3 separate regions of the Homo sapiens genome follow, and all the other regions are linked to region 3. The links are chromatin loops, found by intact Hi-C in ENCODE. Cell type or tissue: gastrocnemius medialis. All regions are shown on one strand. Links, peaks and the distances in the headings refer to the core of each region. The heading gives the core; the rest is flanking DNA. Region 1 overlaps FYCO1 (FYVE and coiled-coil domain autophagy adaptor 1). Region 2 has its middle 3.7 kb from the start of MYL3. Region 3 holds the start of LRRC2 (leucine rich repeat containing 2).

What was found. A loop is a pair of places that touch in the nucleus more often than their neighbours do. Peaks named below come from ENCODE experiments on the same cell type or tissue, not always from the same donor. Only the 100,000 strongest peaks of a DNase experiment are listed, where the experiment ranks them.
Region 1: a loop joins it to region 3, with 3 times the contacts of the local background. A loop is called at or near these places in 2 of 110 quality-filtered maps.
Region 2: it touches region 3 in a loop (2.1-fold over the local background); 2 of 110 quality-filtered maps call a loop at or near these places.

What each region holds. Positions count from the first base shown.
Region 1 is chr3:45,985,295-45,992,001 of GRCh38, forward strand. The region is part of intron 1 of FYCO1 (FYVE and coiled-coil domain autophagy adaptor 1); the gene reads right to left. Among named protein-coding and RNA genes, the nearest start is that of FYCO1, 7.2 kb to the right of the region's middle. RefSeq lists enhancers at 1,023-1,317, 2,755-3,255. In gastrocnemius medialis, for the core only: no CTCF peak of the experiment used is centred there; DNase peaks (open chromatin) are centred at 1,047, 2,727, 3,247, 4,207 and 2 weaker places; H3K27ac peaks cover 5,000 bases.
Region 2 is chr3:46,863,695-46,870,686 of GRCh38, forward strand. It overlaps a transcript of MYL3 not described here. Among named protein-coding and RNA genes, the nearest start is that of MYL3, 3.7 kb to the left of the region's middle. In gastrocnemius medialis, for the core only: a CTCF peak has its summit at 3,227 (motif pointing right); DNase peaks (open chromatin) are centred at 1,496, 3,227 and 4,007; H3K27ac peaks cover 4,344 bases.
Region 3 is chr3:46,562,866-46,569,857 of GRCh38, forward strand. LRRC2 (leucine rich repeat containing 2) reads right to left here and starts at 3,437. Exons shown (of 9, transcript NM_024512.5): 1 at 3,312-3,437. RefSeq lists enhancers at 52-553, 1,225-2,135, 2,136-3,046, 3,314-3,608. In gastrocnemius medialis, for the core only: a CTCF peak has its summit at 2,825; DNase peaks (open chromatin) are centred at 1,556, 2,456, 2,896, 3,516 and 1 weaker place; H3K4me3 peaks cover 2,413 bases; H3K27ac peaks cover 5,000 bases.

The DNA.
Region 1 (6,707 bases), core at 418-5,417, 580 kb before region 3:
CACCTTAGATAGGACTGCCTTACTTTCCTTTAAAAAGCCACCTAGTGGCTCTCTCCATCCCCTTATACCAAAGGCTACACGGAATCAGTGCAGCCCAGCTTCAGACAGCTCTGCTAAGCCTAAGGATCCCCATCTCCCCCACACCTGGCCCCACACCCTCTCCACCTTTCTTTCTCTGAAGAATGGTCAGTCTCTAGCCAGGCAGTGCTAGTTGGGGGAGAGGATGAGGACACATACCCTCAGAACTTCTGGACCAAGGAAAGCCGGGCTTGCCTGGCAGGGTCCCCTTCGTCGTGAGGCTTGAAGCCTCCAGCTGCCCAGAGTCCAACTCAGCCTGGGTGTGCAGATGCTGCCTGGCCTTCTCTCCAGAGGCCTGCACAGCCCCTGCACCAGGCAATGGATGTGTCTCTATTTTTAAGTTTGGTTACAGTCCTCTCCCAGCTGGTGAGTCCTGAGTTATCAGCCCTACATGGGCAGCTGTTGAAGTGATTTACCCGTAGGGCTGAAGGCCAACAGAAGTTAAAGAGATGTGAGCACATTGGAAAGAGGTCTGGACATGCATCTGGAGATCCTACGTCCTTTCAGAACCTCTCATTCTTCCCTTAGATATCCAGTGCAAGGTTGTAATGTTTGCTGGCAAAGTAGATAGCAAGACTAGAGTTGGCTGTGGTGGCAGCCGGCACTAAATGAGGGTCTATTGCGTGCAGGGCTCTGTTACGTGCTTTACACACATGATCACTTTTAATTCTCACAATCACCCTGGTGGAGCAGATAACATCGTCCCTGTTTACAAAGGAGAAAATGATGCTCAGAGGAGTCATGTAACTTGTTTTAGGCCACGGGCCAGTAAGGCGAGGAATCACAGAGACTGAACTCTGGTCAGTCTGATTTCAAACCTGGTGGTTTTCCAATAAGTCCTACTGACTTTTTAAGACTCAGCCATTGTCACTACAGCAAATGACCAACCACTTCCACCGGCTCGAGGTACTACCATGAACTCCAGCATCTCCCAAGTAATGTGAACACCCTGAGTGTTCTAACACATGCCACCTCTCACTCTCCCACTGCCACCTTGCCCTCGTGGCTCCAGGAGTCCAGGCAAGCAGATCCTGGCATGGAAACCACCCCAGCCACAAGCTCCTCCAAATATTTACATAAGGATTCCTGCCTCTGCCCGAGGAGAGGGCCTATCACAGGGCAGAGATAACTAGAGCCTATTTTTAACTAACTAGCCAATGTAGCTGTGACTCAGTGCAAACAAGGCCCAAAGAGGGCTTCTCTGGCTTAGGAAGGAAACAGACACATGCCCGTACCACAGTCCCAGGAATTCATGAGTCCCAGAGAGAAGAGCTTCAGGGGAGCCACAGAGAACCCCCCAAACCTCCCAACAAGTGTTGGCACCCATCCATCAGGGACACCAAACTGAGGATGGGAGTGCTTTATGAGAAGCCTGCCTGCCCATCCCTGGGTGTCTCTCCAGGTCACCAGCTGAACACAGGCCTGAGCAGGGACCAGCCGGGGCCCTAGAGAGAGCCAGAGAGGATAAGAACCTCCACTATCAACACACAGCTGCCCCAGCACATTCCGTCAAGTGTCTGCTACATGCAGGCTGGGGATACAGAGGCACACAAGACACAGTCCAGCCCTGGAAGAGCCTGGCTACCCATCAAGGAGACAGATGGAAAAATATCACATATCCAGATACAATGGAAGAGGCTCACGTAGAGATATGGATAAAAAGTCATGGGCACTCAGTACTGAGAAGATATGAACTATGGGCATACAAAACAACATGGAGGAATCTGAAATGCCCTGTGCTGAGTCAAAGAAGCCTCTCAAACCACCACAACTGTGCAATCCCATTTATATGCTATTCTGGCAAAGGCAAATCATTAGGAGAGAAATCACATCAGTAGCTGCCAGGGTCTAGGGGAGAAGGGAGAGTCTGACTACAAAGGAGCACAGGAAAATATGGGGGGCAATTCTGTTTACTGCCTTGATTACGGTGATGGTTACATGACTATATGTATTTGACAAACATACACTTGTCACAACTCATATAACTATAAGTTATATCTCACAAAAAAGGAGCATTGGGATGAATTTATAAAAAAAAATGCAGTGGGATCTGAGGAAGGGAAAATCTAATTCAGCTTGGGGAAGGGAGAAGTGGTAGACACTCTGTGATGGCCAGGCCTAAAAAGTGAACAGGCAGTCACTGGAGAGAGCCAAAAAGAAAAGGATGCTGGGACGGAGGCACACAAGAGTAAAGGCTGTTTCTCTAACTGCATTCCTCTTATTTGGCTGCTGCCAACACAGAGGAGTTTGCAGTCTCTGAGAGAAATAATCCTGGAGAAAGACGACTGGAGTGATACCCTGTGATCTTTAAATGCAGCCCACTGGGTCTGTGTGTACACTTCTGACCATGTCTGTGGAGAGGGTGGAGCTTGGGAAGGAGGTGATAGCAACAACAGATCCTGAGTAACTCATCCGGGCTGCGGCCAGGACAATGAAGGAACCAACCAGCTGGATTTTCTGGAAACCAGCCCTAACTGGAGTCTGGCACAAGGGAAACAATGTCTGCAAACCCAAACAGCATCATAAGCCTGAACACAGATGGCAACACACTCCTTTAAGACTTCTTGGTGCTTTGGTGACACTGCCCTTGTGTGAGCCCAAGGCAGGAGACCTTCTCTGTCTGACCTTGGGAGTGTGCTCTTGGCTGGTGTCAAGTTCCCAGGTCGTGGGGTGAGCTGTTCCCAGCCACTCATTACACAAGCTGATTTTTCAAAGAGCCTGTGTCGCCACCAGCATAATGAGCCCTAAGAAACTGCCTGCCAGGCCTGTGGGGTGTGGTGGGCTTCCCCACTCTGGCTCTGGGTCATCACCTCACAGGGATTCAGGAAGTAAATCAGAGCTTCCATAGAGAACATGGTCACCATGGGGATGCTATTTTCAGGAACTCAGCATCTTGCCCTCCTTGCTCCTCCGTCTCGGTCTGAGGTCATTACTAACCAACAAAAGGCACAGAATGGGCAAGATCACTCTCCAAACATGGCCAACTTCCTTGTGTCTCTAGATAAGCTTGCCCTTTCATTGAGGGAATCACAGACTCCTGGCATGAACCAGCCTGATCCTGACATCTACAACCCATTAGCAAATGGCTCTCCTAACTCAGGAGACACTCAAAGCTCTGTACATACTACCACGGCTGCCCCAGCACCAGCGTAAGGACTCCAGGACTCACACACCTCACAGGGCCCCCAGTGTGCCAATCACCTCATAAACCCACAGTCCTTGTTGCACAACATGTAAAAACCTTCGTTGCTGTCTCTGACAGGCTCTTTCAAATATCAGAGAAATGCGTTTTATAAAATCTTTGGAAGCATTGAATTTCCTTGCCAACAACTCAAAATTATGTTTAAGCCTATCCAAAATGTCTGAAAACATCCAGTTTTCTGACAAAGAGGAAAAGGGACTCAATGCATTTTTTAAAATTCTTATTTTTCACTTGGTACTACTGTATGAGTTCCTAGTCATGACCTAGATATCATTTTAGAAGTAAAGGACCTTCTCTGACCTCCAAGTTTTTTCTATACCTGCCCAGATGCCCTAAATGCCTTAAACAATAGCAACGGCAATTTAGTCAAATTAAGATACAAAGATGCTGACTGACTCATGCAAACCTATTTATGCTATGGTCCAAGTGACTAATACTCATAATATTGCCCAGAAACTGGCTCAGACAGCATCTGAGTAGTCACACAAGGAAAGAAGAATCATCAGGGGAGGAGGAGGTTGGAGGCGTGGAAGTCAACCTTTCTCCACCTTCAAAATTTTGCTCCCAACACAATAGCTAAGGGCTGACCCAGAGAGGACACCTTACAGTTGGATTCCTCCCCCAGTCCCAAATAAGGAGGAGCCTACCAGTTGTAAAGTCTCCCCTGACCAAGAAAGAATGTTAAGGACAAGGATGGTTAAAAAGGCAGAAAAGCCTTTCTGGAAGAGTCCATTGCCTAGGCCTGGTTCAGCACACCCAACGGCAACTATCTAGTTACCACCTACAGAAAGGGAGGCACTTGGCTGGTACCTGCAGCTTCGAAGGCCTGGAGGTCCTGCTGGCCCAGGGGCTGGAACAATCAGTGGGCAGGCAGACTGCCCTTCCCAGAGCTTCAAGAGGGTGGCTAGGAGAGTGCTCCGGAGTTTGCCAGAGGCCAGCTCAGAGGCAGGCATTTCAGCACACGTGAACAAAGACTCATTAGGTGACCCAACCCCTTGGACCTATGATTAAAGTGTTAACCCACTGCATGCCTGGGTCATCTTTCCCAAACACTCCTTTTTGCTTGTCATCTTCTCTCTTTCATAAAGGGAATGAGAACTTGAGGCTTTGCCATGGCTTCTTCAACCTTCTCTTGGTCCCCTTCCCCCCACCAACAATAGCAGTTTCCTTGGTTGCTCTCCCAGAACACATACAAAACAGCCACTATTCGAGTCCATGGACCCCAGAGAGCAGGACTTAGAGGGCTCTGAGGTGTTGCTTTTGGATCTGGGGAAGCCAAGTCTTTTTTTAGTGAGGTGGGCAGTTGCTCAAGGGAGGAGCCACACCTCTGTACTTGACGCTGTGGGGCTGAGAAAATATCCAAGAGGTGACAATGACAGGCATGAGAATCTGGACAATCTCTGGAACAACTGCATCAATAATTAAGAACTCAACTGGTGCATCTACTCCTGCTCCAAAGAATACAGGCCCAACCTAGATGGGGAAAAACTACAGATCTCCAAAATTATATGCTCTGGGACCTCTCCTGACCGAAGTGTCAGGGGGTCAATCCAGCTAGTTATGAACTAAGAACTGAATCTCTGATAGAATATGACATAGCCACAAAACATGGCCTTGAGGAAGCAGCAGGCAACTTCTGTGTGCTAACAAACTGCCAGCCAGGTAAAAGGTATTTTTTGGCAGCACGATTAAGAGGCAAGCCTGAACCAGGAGCCGGGGCTATAGCTGTGAAAAGGGGCAGTGGGTGGAGCTCTGACCTTTAAGGAACTCAGGCTCAGCAGGAGAAATAGATAACATATACCCCAATAAAAACTAGTAAGAAGGAGCACTTGAGGCCTGGTAAGTGCTTTGATAAGAACAAGTGAACATACAAGGTACCACACTGTACTCCGCTCATGATTCTCAGCCCTCACTGCAGAGTCTCACATTATGCTTCTGTGGCTTCTGGGGCCATTTGTCACAATGGTAATTTTTTGTTGAATCTCTATTCTTTCCACTTGACTGTAAACTTCGTTGCTGTTCATGATTTCCCCTAGCACAGTTCTGGCACATGGAGAGCCCTCAATAAATTACTGCTGAATGAATGAATGAATTAGACAAAACAAAACACATAGATCCTTGCCCCACCATACAAACTAAACTTTGAGGCATAGAAATGTACAAAGATGTAAATACTACTAATCTTTCAATGGTGGCAACAAGAGCACTTTTTTTTTGAAATGGAGTCTCGCTCTGTCGCCAGGCTGGAGTGCAGTGGCGCGATCTCAGCTCACTGCAACCTCCCCCTCCCAGGTTCAAGTGATTTCCCCTGCCTCAGCCTCGTGAGTAGCTGGGGCTACAGGCGCACGCCACCACGACTGGCAATTTTTTTTTTAAATGTATTTTAGTAGAGACGGGGTTTCACCATGTTGGCCAGGATGGTCTTGATCTCCTGACCTCGTGATCCACCCGCCTTGGCCTCCCAAAGTGCTGGGATTACAGGCATGAGCCACTGCGCCCGGCCATCATGAGCACATTTTTAAAAAAATTCTATTTCTCTGATTTTTCAATTTTCCTTTATTGAGCATAAATTATTTGTATGTTGAATAAAATAATGCACTTAAAACACCATGTAGAAATTGTGAACATTATGTTGTAATTATTGTAAAAATATTGTGAGCTATTATTCCCAGAGTGAATAGAATAATATAATTCAGGGATGGATGAAGTGTGTCTACTCCACACTGCCTACCTAGCCTCTCTTTATAAACAGACCTCTGGTGTCCTGAGAGCTCAGGTGACTGCTGTCAGACATGGGTACAAATCTCTTAACCCAGCTTGTGAGGCCCTTTACAGATGGGCTGCCTGACCTCGATAGGGATAGGCCCATCTTCTTGTCCCTCCTCCTTCCCTTCTTCCCCTCTGCCTATGTTCAGGCATCCCTGCGATGCCCTTCTGTGGCTGGGCCCTGCCTCCAGGGTTTGAATGCTCTGCTCCCTCTGCCAAGGCCATGCCCTGCCCAGCTCATGCTCCCTACACCTTCCTTTGGCCAGCTGCTCCAGTCTCGCTGGGTTTGGTGTGGACAGGAGGAAGTGTGAACCACAGTTCGGTTCCCGAGGAAGCCTTACCCACAGCCTCCTTCACCCCATCCTGGAAAATGAAAAGCACCGCCACCCTCACAAACAACCCTGCTAACCCAAACCTCCTGTCAGGGGGTGAATTGTGCACACCACCCCACCGCATTTCGATGTTGAAGCCCTAACCCTCATACCTCAGAATGTGACTGCATTTGAAGACAGGGCCTTTAAAGAGGTAATGAAGATTAAATGAGGCCATGAGAGTGGGCCCAAATCCAATTGGAACTGGTGAGTTTATAAGGGGAATTCTGGACACACACAAGAGATACCAGGGATGCGGAGCACAGAGGAAAAGCCGTGTGAGGCCACAG
Region 2 (6,992 bases), core at 1,003-6,002, 300 kb after region 3:
ACACACATACACACACACTCATCTGCACACCCGCACATACCCACACAGGGCCCTGCTGCCTCTCTGCAGGTCCGTAAGTTGAAGAGGTGAAGAAGGGTGGACCAAGTACATGCTACGTGTTGTGTTGGGGCCAGAAGGACTGGGATGATCTAAGGGCACCTCTGAACTTAAGCTCTCCAAAGTCCCCTGTGTCTGTGTCTGTGTCTATGACCGTGTCCATGTGGGGGAAGGCGGAAGTCAGCATGTGTCTGTGTGTGTTGTCTGTGTCTGTGTCGGGGTGTCTATGTGTCTGTGGGTCTCTCTGTGTCTGTGTTTGTGTGGAGGGGGGTCTGTGTACACCTGTGTGTATTGTCTGGGTGCCTCCGTGGTGGGGGGCTCTGTGCGTGCCTATGTGTGCTCCGTATCTGTGTCTATGTAAGGGATGGCCCGGGTGTCTGCATTTGTCTCTGTGGGTCTGGGTCTTTATGTGTGCGTGGTGTGTCTATGTGTCTATGTGAGTGTGTCTGCGGGTGTTGCTTCTGTGTGTTTATGTCTGGGTGTTTACATGTGTCTGTATGTGAGTGTCTGGTCATGGCAGGCAGCTGTAGCCCTGGCTATGGGTCCAAGGGTCTCCAGGAACCCCCACAAAGGGCAAGAGAAAGGATGCTGCTCCCTCTAGGGCAGTCGCCCCAGGCCAGTTCAGCAGCCTCCCTCTTCAGCCCCTGCTGGCCCAGGGACCAGTTTCTCAGCTTTCACCCCTAGATTCCTACTTCCCCTCTCTACAGGCCCCAGGGATGCACATTTCCCTACACACCCCAGGCCTGGCTCCCCACTGCACCCTCTGCCCAGAGTGCCCTCGCCCCCTCTGCCTGACATATTCAAGGCTTGGCTCTACTGGCCCTCTTCCAGAAAGCTCTCTCCAATGCTATTCCACTGCCACATGTTGCCCTCTGCCGACCCTTTTGGCAGGGGCTCTGAGAGGGTCTGCCTCTCTGAGGAACCCCAAGCTGCCAAGCAGGGTCTGCCCCAGTGCAGTGATGCTCATTCCCTGTTCCTACCACTCAGTGCCCACCCCCAGTGCCCATCCTGCAGTGCCCGGCCCCCAGGGTCCATCCCAAGCCCAGCCTTCAGCAGATGACAGTGACAGAGTACAGCCTGACGGGACTGCCACTTGGGGAGGTGGGAGGGCTGAGGTGGCACAAGGCTCTTCCCGCATGGGGACGCCAACAGTGGGGACATCTTGTAAACACATTGGGCTCTGTTCCTTGCCCAGCATCTGTGCCTGGGGGGTGGGAAGGAGGTGCTCCTGGTTACTTTTAAGTGCCTGGAGCCTTTGATAGAAACTTCAAAGCCAGGGATTTCCCTGGTGTGGCAAGGGGCTAAGCCTGAGGCTGAGAGGTGCTGTGGGGCCCAGGGCCTCTACCTGGCACGCCCTGCTGTCTTCCTACTGGGCCCAGTCCCTCTCATCCTGTCACTCCGCCTCACAGGGAGGGACAGCAGTCCAGGGCTGGGGCCAGCCCGCTCCTGACTGGAACACGTTCTGCCTCTCATCTGGAGGGCAGAACACCCACATCTGGAAATCTGACAACATCCGGGACTGGCGGGGGGGCAAGTTTTTCACTTTTCTTCCAAATGTTTGGCAACAGTATTGAGAAAGAAAGGGGTGGGGGGATGGTCAGTGGAGACGAGCCAGAAATACCACAAGAGGAGAAGACAGCCAGAGGGCCACACAGAGGGGCCCCGGGGAGGCCCCACCACCCAGGCCTGCCGACCCTCAGGACAACGGGCTCTGGAAGTCACACGGGAGCCCCAGCCACCCACAGACACCGCCAACAAGACCAATTTCCTTGTGTTCATCATGAGGGAAGCAGAGGGCCAGAGCAGAGGACATATACAGGGCCCTCTCTCCCATCTCATTTCTTTCATCCTCACACAATTACCACCCCTTGGAAACCACCCAACGTTGGCCCAAATGGGGGTAAGCCAGTGACAAGAGCATCCTGGGCCTCAGTGTCCAGGTCTGTGATCTGGGATGGGCAGGCTCATGCAGCCAGCCAGAGCCACATAGTGCCACCTTCCTCCACCTGTGTGTGGCAGAGTCAAGGCAGTGGCTTGGGCCCCTCCTGTCACACACAGGGCAAACGTGGTCCTGCAGCAGGGACAGGGTGCACAGAGCCATCCTCACTCCCTCATCAGGACCCAGATGAAGGCTAGGGCCAGGATGGTGACTGCCTGAGCTCTGATTCTGGGCATGTCCCTGCTGGCTTGGGAACAACAGTGCCCCAGGACTCACCCACAGGCCCACCCTCAAACCTATAACAACTGCCTAGCCCCCAGTAGGCACTCTTCAGGACCAGCCAGAGCCCTCCCAGGCACACCGAGACCAGGAGCAAGGCATGGGGTGAACAGGAGGCAGGAAGGTGGGCAGGGAGTTGGGGGTGGAGGGAGGGAGGGTGGGCAGCAGTTGGCGGTAAGAACAGGCCACACCATGCCTGGCACTTCCCTCTCTCTCCCACATCCCAACCTGAGCTTTGTGCCCTTCAGGAGTCAGCCTAGCAGGCAGGATCTGGGCAGGGCCTCGGGGGCCTGGAGAGCCAGGGCTGGGGGTCTGGGTCCTACTGCTTCAGCTCCCAAAGCTCTGATGTCTGAGCTGCAGCCCAGTGTGCTGCAGGCTGGCACACGCCATGTCCCAGAGCCCTCTCAGGCAGCCACTTACCTCTCCCTTCCCCCAGCCAAGGAGAATGCGGGGAAGATATGGGCCCTGACTTCTGAGGAGCCTGTGGACTAAGGCAGGAAAGCCCGGCCACGCCGGCCTTCTTCTGGGCTCTTGTTACCTGGCGTCTTCCGTGTGTCCGCCTTCCTATGAATGTCAGCCATCACAGGAGGGAGGAATGTTCTGCTCTTCCACAGCTACATTTTCCCAGGACCTGGTACACCACAGGCATTCAATAAATGCTGGATGAACAAATGTTCCAAATATCTCAGTTTACCCACCTCTCACAGAGGTACTGGAACCCCTTGCTAAACCCTGTCCTGGAGTGGGCCCGGAGAGATGGGGAGATTTGCCAACTGACTGACAGGAGCTCTGGCGGTGCAGAGGGCACTCTGGGACAGTAGTGCGGCCAGCAGCTGCCTCCAAGCCCACCCACCACTTCCCCATGCCCACCCCAATTCAGGCGTGCTCTTCACAGACTAAAGAGGTGAGGGTGACCCCTGTGGTACAGGCAGTGACTGGACCACGATCAGCCAGCAGGGGGCGCAGAAGGGATGGGAACCGACCTTTGGTTCCTGAACTCAAACCCCAGAACCCAGAATCCCAACCCAGACCCCAGATCAGGAAACCGGAACCCCAAGCTCAGACCCCAGACTCAGGTCTCACAATTTGAGTGCCAAACTCAGAACCCAGAACCCAGATTCCAGGACTAGACCCCACTGTGGAGACCTAGACCCAGATCCTGGCACCCAAACCCTGACCAAAGACTCCAAGACCCAGGATGGTAAACCCGGACCTTCAACCCAGACTCCGGACCCCAGACCCCAGACACAGGAACCAGGATTCTAAACCCAGACCCCAGATCCAGGACTCAAGCCCCAGGACTCTAAACCCAGACTTCCAGGACTGCAAACCCAAACCCCAGACCCAGGACCCAGGACAAGGGCTGACGGATTTCCAGATCAGCGTGGCCCTGTGTGGACAAGGCCAGTGGGAAGGGGCACCGGGGGGTCACACTCTTGGCAACAGCGGGGGTAGCTGCTTGGCAGACCTCCCTGGTAGCGTTCAGAAGGGCATGAAGAATGTCCATCATCCTGTCAGAGCCAATTTGGGGAGCTCAGACTATGGTTGCCACGTGGAGGGTGGGCAGAAGGAGGTAAGGGCCAGCTGTCCCCTGGGCCTAAGAGCCAGAGGCAGGGAAACAGGGTCGGGCTCCCCACGTGCCCTTGTCCCCTGGGCCGCAGTCTCCGCAGGCAGCCATGGCCCGCCCTGGCCTGCCGGTCCCGCCCCTCCTGGCCCACAGCCTCTGGGCTGGGACGCAGGCCCACACTTCCCGGAGGAGTCGAGAACACGGCCTGGGCCAGACCCAGAGCCTTAGAAGTAGGTCAAATGTTGCCGCGCAGCAGGTCCTGGGGACCCTGTCCTGGTGTGGGCAGGCCCGTAGGCTGCAGCTCACTTACCAGGGCCCACTTGTGTGTCCACATAGATGTGAACCCACCGCTACACACTGGACACCCATGAACACAGACCCCACGCGGGGCCCCTAGGTCCCTGTCCAGTTGCACAGATGGGGAGACCGTGGCCCCAAGGAGGCAAGAGCTGCCCAGCAATTCTGACTAGAGATGGCACGAGGCAGGTACAAGGACCAGCAGAAGGAGATAAATTTCTACACCATCCCATGGCCCTGGAGCCTCAGATGAAAGTCTGACTCCTAGGAGGACTTCCCAGCAAAGCCGCTCTGCCACTAACAGGATGGGGCCCACCTCCCAGAGGCACAACCCCGGGCCTTGAGAGATGGAAAAGAGTACCCAAGGGGAAGGCAGTAGACTCCCTATGCTCCTGTGACCCGGGCTGGTCCCTGCTCCTCTTGGCCTCAGTTTCCCCACCTGTACCATGGCCATGGGTGGGGCACTGTGATTCCAGGTTCAGAGGACAGTCTCTGCCCCTGAGTCCCAGCCCATCCTCACTACCCCCACACCACACACAGACAACTCTGTCCTCGAGCAGGCCAAACACAACCCTCAGGCCCCTCCCTCTGCCCACTGTGCTGACGGGGACCAGATGCTCCAACCTTGTGGTTCTAGGGGTGGGGGTGGCAGGGCCCAGCGGGCTGGCAGGCAAACCCTGGTTTTGGCCCAGGGACCTATAATCAGCTCCTGCCCCTCTGATCCCGGCCCAGGACTGACGCTTAGGGCTGTGGTGTCCTGGCCGGCTGTGGCCACGGCCGCTATATTTGGGAGCCCAATTCAGCATGAGGGAGGGGTGGGCAGGCAGAAGCCTCTAGGGACCCAAGCCTCATGGGGGACAGGATGGGGACAGCATTGGCCAGGCTTGGTCCATTCTGGAAGAAGGGCATGGCCCTGACTTCTCAGGGGCCTGGACTGGGGGACCTCAGCCCCACTCTCAGCAGCTAGTCTCAGGAGGGAGATTGAAAATGTGTCTGGAGATACTGCACCCCTGTTTAGTCCAAAGAGTGAGCATCAGTTGGGTCTGTGCATTCTGGGTGCATGAGATGGAGTCTCGGGCTGCCAAGGGTTTGTGGGAGCTCTGGATGGGTGAGGTTCGGGATACCGGGGTCTGGGATGGGAGGAGGGGGTGCCAATGTGCTAATCAAAGGAACTGAGAAAACAAAGGCCTGGGGCTTGGGTCAGGAGGAATGGAGCAAGATGCAGCCCTGAGCCCCAGCTCCCCAGCTCTGCCTGCTGGTCCAGCTTCCGGACAGGGGCCCGGCCCCTCCCCCCACAGCATGGCCTGTGGCCTCCCTGAACTGCCCTGGACATTCCCTGCCACTGGGCCAAACCCTGTACTCTCCCACCAGCAGCTTCCCAAAGAGCAAATATTTATTGTCCTTGGAAGAAAAAAAAAGACTCCCCTTTTAGGATCGGGGTCTGGGAGCTGCTATTGAGGTTTGCAGGGGCTCAGCAGCGGCCTGAAATGACCAGAAGCCCCACCTAGACGGGCTGAGGAAGAAAGGAGGGTGTTCCATGAGCCGGCCTTGGAGGAGACTGCAAAGGCTGCCCTGGGTGCTGGGCTGGGGCTCTGCCCAGCGCTGCACCCTGGGCCACATTCCTCCCTCCCCTTGCCTCCATTTCCCCAAGGTTTCCCCAGAATAGGTGTGAGGACATGCAGACACTGCCACACGAGGTGTGAACATGTGTGACTGGACGGGTGTGGATAGTCTATGTGTGTGTAACCATGGACAAGAGGATGAGGCCACACGTGTGATTGTGTGGGAGTGTGTCGTCTTGCGTGCTTCCACGTGTCACCATGGGCACGAGGCTGTGACTCTGCGTGGGCGTGAGCATGTCTGCGTGCTCCTGGCTCTGTGTGCATGTCTGTCTGCAAGCCTGTTCATCTGTTGGCATGGGTGGGGAAGGGGCATGTGGACACAACCTCTGTTGAATGGCCAATTCAGTCAAAAATGCAAGTAAATTTAGCAGGAGAAAAAAAAACCCGTCAGTCAGACGAGGAGTCTGAATTGAGTGGTTGTTTGAGTGGATGGACCGACTGTCTCAGGCAAACAGTTCACACTGGCTGGGAGGAGGAACCGGCTCCCCTGGGCCATCACGGAGAAACTGGAGACAGGGACCCTTGGCTATGGCAGAGGTGAGACACAGAGACTGAGACAGAGATGGGAGGATGGAGAGAGACAGAGAAAGAGAGAGATGGGGCAGTCAGAAACAGGGGGGAGAGAGGGTTGGTAGGAGGGTCAGGGACAAATGTTGCCCCAGGAAAGGATGTACCTTCCTGGAGCCTGCAGACACGTACGCATGCACACCATCATGCCACCCCTCACCCCGGCTCCCAGCCAGCATAACCCAAATTCATTCCCACCTCTCACCCATCCTCAAGCAGCTCCAAGTGGACAAGAAGTGGGCACCAGACCAGGATGCAAGGAGAGAGGGTGGGCATGGGCACCTGGACAGAGGGACAGGATGACAGATGAAGAAGGCAGTGCCGAGGACAGGGACAACAGTGATGGAGGTGAAGACAGGAGGGTGACAAGAAGGCCACAGTGGTGGTGACAGTGAAGAGGGAGTGCTGGCTGGGAGGACCTCCCTGACCCCTTGCAGACCCCACCTAGCCATGGTGGCCCCCTACACCCAGGGCTCTCCCCACTCTGCCCCCGCCAGAACCAGCTGTGGCCTTGCCTCCAGTGGCCATACAAAAATCCTCTGTGGCCCAGGGTGTGGATGCTGCAATAAAAATGGCCCAAGCTCCCAGCCAGGAATAGTTAGGGTCAACTCTGGTACCTGCCTGTGTGAGTATTTATGTATCCACCCTCCCAGTGTGGCTATGT
Region 3 (6,992 bases), core at 366-5,365:
CAGGCAAAAGCCACCATATCCGGCTAATTTTTGTATTTTTAGTAGAGATAGGGTTTCACCATGTTGACCAGGCTAGTCTCAAACTCCTGACCTCAGGTGATCTGCCCGCCTCGGCATCCCAAAGTGCTGAGATTACAGGTATGAGCCACTGTACTCGGCCAGAAGTCACTTCTTTTGCTTCGTTTCCTCACTCTGCCCACCCACTATGCAGATAGTATGCACACACACACATGCATGCACACACACACACATTCATCCACACCTCCAGTTATCACCTACATCTTAGAGGGCATGCATTTCTCACCACCAACTAGTGTCACGCCTTGCCTCAGTTGGGGAAAGGCCCCCTAATTGGTCTCCTGGCTTCCCACTCAACCCCATCTTCTACTCAATAGTGAGAGTCACTTTCCAATGAGAACTAGATCATGCCACCACCTGGCACAAATCTCCCCAAGGCCTGCCTTTGAAATGAGAATGAGATCCCAGCTTTCCACAGAGGCAGTGAGCCCCTGGCATGGTCTGCCCTCGGCCTGCCCATCCCACCTCACCCCTCCTGCTCCCCTCCTCTGTGCTTATCCACCCCACGCCTCTTCCCCCTCAGAGCTCAGCACACACTGCTCCCTCAGCCTAGAGCATTCCTCCCCAAGTCACATGGCTTCCTCCCCACACCCCTGGAACCCACCTTAAATGTTTTCTCCTGTCTGGCCTTCCCAGCCTCCTCATCTAAAGTAAACCCGCCTGTTATTTTATTTCTCAGTCTACTGTTTATTTGCATCACAATACTTCATGCAAGTTAAAGTATTTGATTCATTATATTTTGTCTGTCCATGGACCAAGCCATAGACGAGCCACAGTTTACTGACAGGAGCAGCCACTTGGGAGTCCCCAGACTTGGGTTCACACACCGGCCCCCATGAGTTCAGCTGAGCAGGTCATACTGTAGCATACGATGGGAACTGGTGGGGCCTCTCCATCACCTTGTCCAAGCCCCTGCAGACAGAGGTGTGCTATGGCCATCAAATGAGGGGGTTTTGAGTAGTCCAAGGGCTACAGATGCCAGTCTCCTGCTTCTGAACCTCAACACAGAAACCGTGTGTACTGAGCCAGTGTACTTAGTTTGTATTTCTGTTTTTCAATGCCTAGGAACCCTAAGTGACATTTATGGACATTCATTAAATGCAGAAAGACAGAAGCCTTGTCCATGACTCCAAGTTCCCAATCTAGAGGGGAGAGCATCAAAGGATATATTTGAGCACAGCACGTTCATTAGACAACAGAGGCTGAACCAACCCCTGTAGAAGCCAAAAGAGAAAGGGTGGGGGAGGGGTTGGGAGAGTCCTGCAGGGACCTTGAGGAAGGGGAAAGGGCTGACAGGGCAGGTTTGGCTGAATAACTTTCCACACCCTCCTCCCCAACCCAGTTATATCAGAACCACTTTACAGAGCCATCCACTTTACAGAGCCATCCACTTTACAGAGCCAGAGGGCATGACTGGAAAAACATGTCCCCTGGCACCAGGGCACTAGTCTCCACTCAGAAGTCATATGCCAGGGGGAGGGGGGGTTTTCCGGTCACCTAGTCCTCTCCCTTCTTGTCAAATTACACTGGGTTGCTAGGTAGGAGGTGTGGAGTGGGTGCAGGGTTAACCTCTCAGAGCATCCTAAGAAGGATCTGGGGGAGTTTGGGAGGAGACTCAACAAAGTCTGGGAGGAGACTCACCTCATCATGCAGGTGCCAAGCCATTCTTGGCACTCCCACTGGGAGGCTGGGAGGGGGACAGGAGCAAGGGATGGAGCAGGAGAGGAGGACGGAGCTGATGCCAGAGGTCACCTTAACCAGCCATGCAGAGAGAGGCTCTCTCCTCCACACCTGCCCCTCAGAACTCCCAGGACCCCTCCACCCCAGGCTGCCCAGCTCCAAGCCCTCCACAGCACCCTTCCAGGCGTGTCATCAATGTAAGGAAAACCTCTATCATCAGCCTTGCTGTATCCAAGAGAACCACTGTAACCCATGGGAATTTCTGGGGGCACCAAGATACAATGGGCAATAATATGACAACCAAGGAGCTTTGGTGACTCACAAATTCCATTCTATCCTCACATAAGGCCACTGCCTGGACACCAGCGTTGGAATGAACGCAGTGAGTTTTCTGATAGAAACGGGGGTAAATAGGAGCTAAATAGTCAAGTAAGGTCAGTATAGTCAGCCAAATTCTGAATTAAATGACATTTATGCCACATGATCAGAGTTTCCCTGGGGACTTCTGATTAATTTTATTGTAATTTGTTTAGCTAGAAAATCCAGCCAGGGGAGGCAGAGGGTCCAGACGGGATTAAGAGGGCAATTCCAAGGCCAAGCTGCCTGGGCGGGAGCCCTGCCTACCCACTCTCTGGCCACATGTCCCTGAGAACACAGCCTAACCTCTCTGAGCCTGATGTTCTCATGTGGACGTGATGGAGCAAACAGCACTGAGCTCACAGGTTGGCGAGAACATCACATAGGATCATTGTGTCAAGAGCTTAAGACAGTACCTGGCACCTAGCAAGATCAAAAAAAAGTTCAATCATTTAAAGAAAAAAGAAAGGAAACTAAGAATCCCTGTCACCAATTAAATGTAAGACAAAAACAAGAGGTATGTGAGCATCCGAGGGTTTTTCCTCCACCTGGCATGATTAGCAGAGGTTCTTTGGGTGAATAATGGGTGAACCCCCCAGTCCCTGAGTTCTGGGAGAGGGTTTGGTCCAGCAGAAGAGCTAGCAACAGGGCAGAGCCGCTAACAAGCCAGACAATTCCTCCTCCTCTGGGTCTCCAGTCACTTTCCGCCCTTGCCTCAGGCCTGTCCCCACCCCAAGCCAGGGGGCGTGAGACGCTGGAAGAAAAGACTTCCCCGCCAGGGCCATGTGTCAATCATACCATTCAGGACACAAACAAAGTTGATTTATCTCCCCTGGACAGCGCTTTGGACCAGAAAGCTTTGGGCTCAGCCTTGGGCGCCGGAGCAGTACGCGCAGGGGAACTGCTAAGCCGGAGCAAGATTCACTCGCGGGGACCCCTGCCTCCCCACGCTCTCTCCTTTCTCGCCTTCCCACCATAGTCCTGGACCTCAGATAACGGTGGATGCCTAAGCCCCAGCCGCTGTCCGGTTAGGGACGTTTACCCCTGTCGCTCCGGCAGATTGCAGGTCACCAAGGCACAGAGGAAGGATTAAACAACTGAGCGCCCGGGGCACCGGCCATCCGCCCGCGTCCTCCCACGGGGAGCGCAAGGCCCCCGCTCCCGCCCCCCGGCCACCTCGGACGCCCAGCGCTTACCTGCCCCGAGGGGCGGGCACTGACAGTCCTGGCCTGCCCGCCGCGGCTGTTTACACCGCAGAGGCTGTTTACACCGCAGAGGCTGTTTACACCCGCTGAGCAGCACGGCCGAGCCGGAAGAAGCCTCCCGTGCCTGTGCGCTAACAGGCTATATTTGTAGGCGGATAATATGATCTGGAGGACATGTGCTAAATCAACTATCTATCTATTCTATGTGACTCAGCCCAGCCTGAGACAAAACAGACTTCGTAGGGGAGGGCTTGGCACCCTGCGCGCTGCAGCCGGCCAGCGCGAGCCCCGGCCCAGGGACTATCTGCAGCCTCCTACCCAGGGCCAGACATTTTCACACTGGAGATCCCGGAGGGTGTGGAATGGAAGGGAGCTGGTTCCGAGTGCTCAGCACGCTAAGCTGGGAACCCAGCCAGACGCAGGCTTTGAAAGCCATATGACCAAGGGAATGTAAAAGTGTTTTCGATGTTGGAAGCAGCAGACATCGAAGGTCTCAATTTCACCGTTACATTTTATCTTTTTAATATCCTAAAATGTATGTGAGTTTAGGTTCTCTTTAGATACTTTACTAATTGGCCAAATATGTTTTGCTGATAGCCGACATCGTGAAAATATGACAAGTTAATAATCAGTAATCAACTCCCTGGCTGCTCCCAGGAGTCCATGTGAACACGTCCTGATCCTTAATGGCAATGGCTCCTCATATCCCTTAGCCTAAACTGAAAAATACCTTTTGTGTGATATATGTGTCATACTTCTAAAATTCATTTCCTTAAAAATCATTATTTTCTTTTCTTTTCTTTTTTTTTTTTTTTTTTTGAGAGGAGTCTCACTGTCGCCCACGCTGGAGTGCAGTGGTGTGATCTCGGCTCACTGCAACCTGCGCCTCCCGGGTTCAAGCGATCCTCCTGCCTCAGCCTCCCCAGTAGCTGGGATTACAGGCGCCTGCCACCACGCGCGGCTAATTTTTGTATTTTTGTAGAGATGGGGTTTCACCATGTTGGCCAGGCTGGTCTAGAATTCCTGACCTCAGGTGACCCGCCCACCTCGGCCTCCCAAAGTGCTGGAATTACAGGCATGAGCCACCGTGCCTGGCCTTTTGAAAATAATGCTTTTTGGTGGGGCACGGTGGCTCACGCCTGTAATCCCAGCACTTTGGGAGGCCGAGGCAGGTGGATCACCTGAGGTCGGGAGTTTGAGACCAGCCTGGCCAACAGGGAGAAACCCCGTCTCTACTAAAAATATAAAATTAGCTGGGCGTAGTGGCAGGCGCCTGCAATCCCAGCTACTGGGGAGGCTGAGGCAGGAGAATTGCTTGAACCCGGGAGGCCGAGGTTGCAGTGAGCCGAGATCGCACCATTGCACTCCAGCCTGAGCAACAAGAGCGAAATTCTGTCTCAAAAAAAAAAGGACTTTTATCTGAGAAATGCAAGTTTTTTTCATTATCAGGCCCAAGGAGACATTAAAATGAAACTGCACTCATGCCCTACTCCCCTCTTTGAGCTATATGTCTTCATCTCTTGAAATTACTTGCTATTGTCACAAGTAGCTGTAAATTAGCCTAATAGCAACACGCCAGACACTATAACCACACCCTATAGCTAAAGGATATATAGCCAATCACTTATCAATGTTATTTCTGTAAACCAATGAAAATTCATAACAAATAACTTTATATCAATCCCTCTCTGTCTCCTTCTTTTACTTTTAAAAATCCACTCATTGAGCAACTGTATGCCAATAAATTGGAAAGTCTAGAAGAAATGAACAAACTTCTAGGTACATACAACCTACAAAGATTGAATCAGGAAGAAATTCAAAACCTGAACAGACCAATAACAAGTAACAAGATCAAGGCTGTAATAAAAAGTCTCCCAGTAAAAAAATGCCCAGAACCTGATGGCTTCACTGCTGAATTCTACCAAACATTTAAAGAAGAGCTAATACCAATCCTACCCAAACTATTCCAGAAAATAGAGGAGGAAGGGATACTTGCAAACTCATTTTATAGGCCAGTATTACCCTGATACCAAAACCAGAGAAAGACACATCAAAAAAAAAGAAAACTACAGGTCAAAATTCATCTCTGATGAATATTGATGCAAAAATCTTCAACAAAAATACTGGCAAGCCGAATTCAGCACTACATTAGAAAGATCATTCACCATGACCAAGTGGAATTTATGCCTGGGATACAAGGATAGTTCAACATACACAAATCAATTGACACAATACATCAGATTAACAGAATAAAGGATAAAAATCATATGATCATTTTAACTGATGCTGAAAAAGCACTGGATAAAATTCAACATTCCTTTATGATAAAAACCCTCAAAAAAACTGAGTTTTGAAGGAACATACCTCAACATAATAAAAGCCATATATGACAGATCCACAGCTAGTATCCTTACTGAATGGGGAAAAACTGAAAGCCCTTCTTCTAATATCTGGAACACAGCAAGGATGCCCACTGTCACCACTGTTATTCAACATAGAACTGGAAGTCCTAGCTAGAGCAATCAGACAAGAGAAAGATATAAAGGGCATCCAAATTGGAAAGGAAGAAGTTAAATTATCTGTTTGCTAATGATATGGTCTTATATTTGGAAAAACCTAAAGATTCCACAAGAAAACTATTAGAACTGATAAACTAAACAAATTCAGTAAAGTTGCAAGAAACAAAATCAACATACAAAAACCAGTAGCAGGCTGGGCACAGTGGCTCACACCTGTAATCCCAGCACTTTGGGAGGCCATGGCAGGTGGATTGCTGGACCCTAGGAGTTTGAGACCAGCTTGAGCAACATGGCAAAACCCCATCTCTACAAAAAAAAAAAAAATACAAAAATTAACCAGGCATGGTGGTATATACCTGTAGTCCCAGCTACTTGGGAGGCTGAGGTAGGAGGATAATCTGAGCCCAGGAGTCAGAAGTTGCAGTGAACCGAGATTGTGCCATTGCACTCCAGCCTGGGAAACAGAGACCCTGTCTTAAAAAAAAAAAAAAAAAAAAAAAAAAGTCAGTAGCATTTCTATAGGCCAACAGTGAACAATATGAAAATGAAATTTAAAAAGTAATCCCATGTACAATAACCACACATAAAATTAAATACCTAGGAATTAACTTAACCAAAGAAGTGAAAGATCTCTATAATAAAAACTATAAAACGCTGATGAAGGAAATTGAAGAAAATACCAAAAAATGGAAAAACATTCCATGTTCATGTGTTGGAAGAATCAATGTTGCTAAAATGTCCACACTACCCTAAGCAATCTACAGATTCAACGCAGTCCCTATCAAAATACTGGACATTTTTCACAGAAATAGAAAAAACAATTCTAAAATTTATATGAAACCACAGAAGACCCAGAATAGCCAAAGCTACCCTAAGCAAAATAACAAAACTGGAGAAATCACATTACCTGACTTCAAATTATACCACAGAGCTATAGTAACCAAAACAGCATGGTACTGGCATAAAAACAGACACATAGACCATGGAACAGAATAGAGAACCCAGAAACAAATCCACACACCTACAGTGAACTCATTTTTGACAAAGGAACCAAGAACATATGCTAGGGAAAAGAACAGTCTCTTCAATAAAAGGTGCTGGGAAAACAGGATATCCATATGCAAAAGAATGAAACTAGACCCCTATCTCTCAC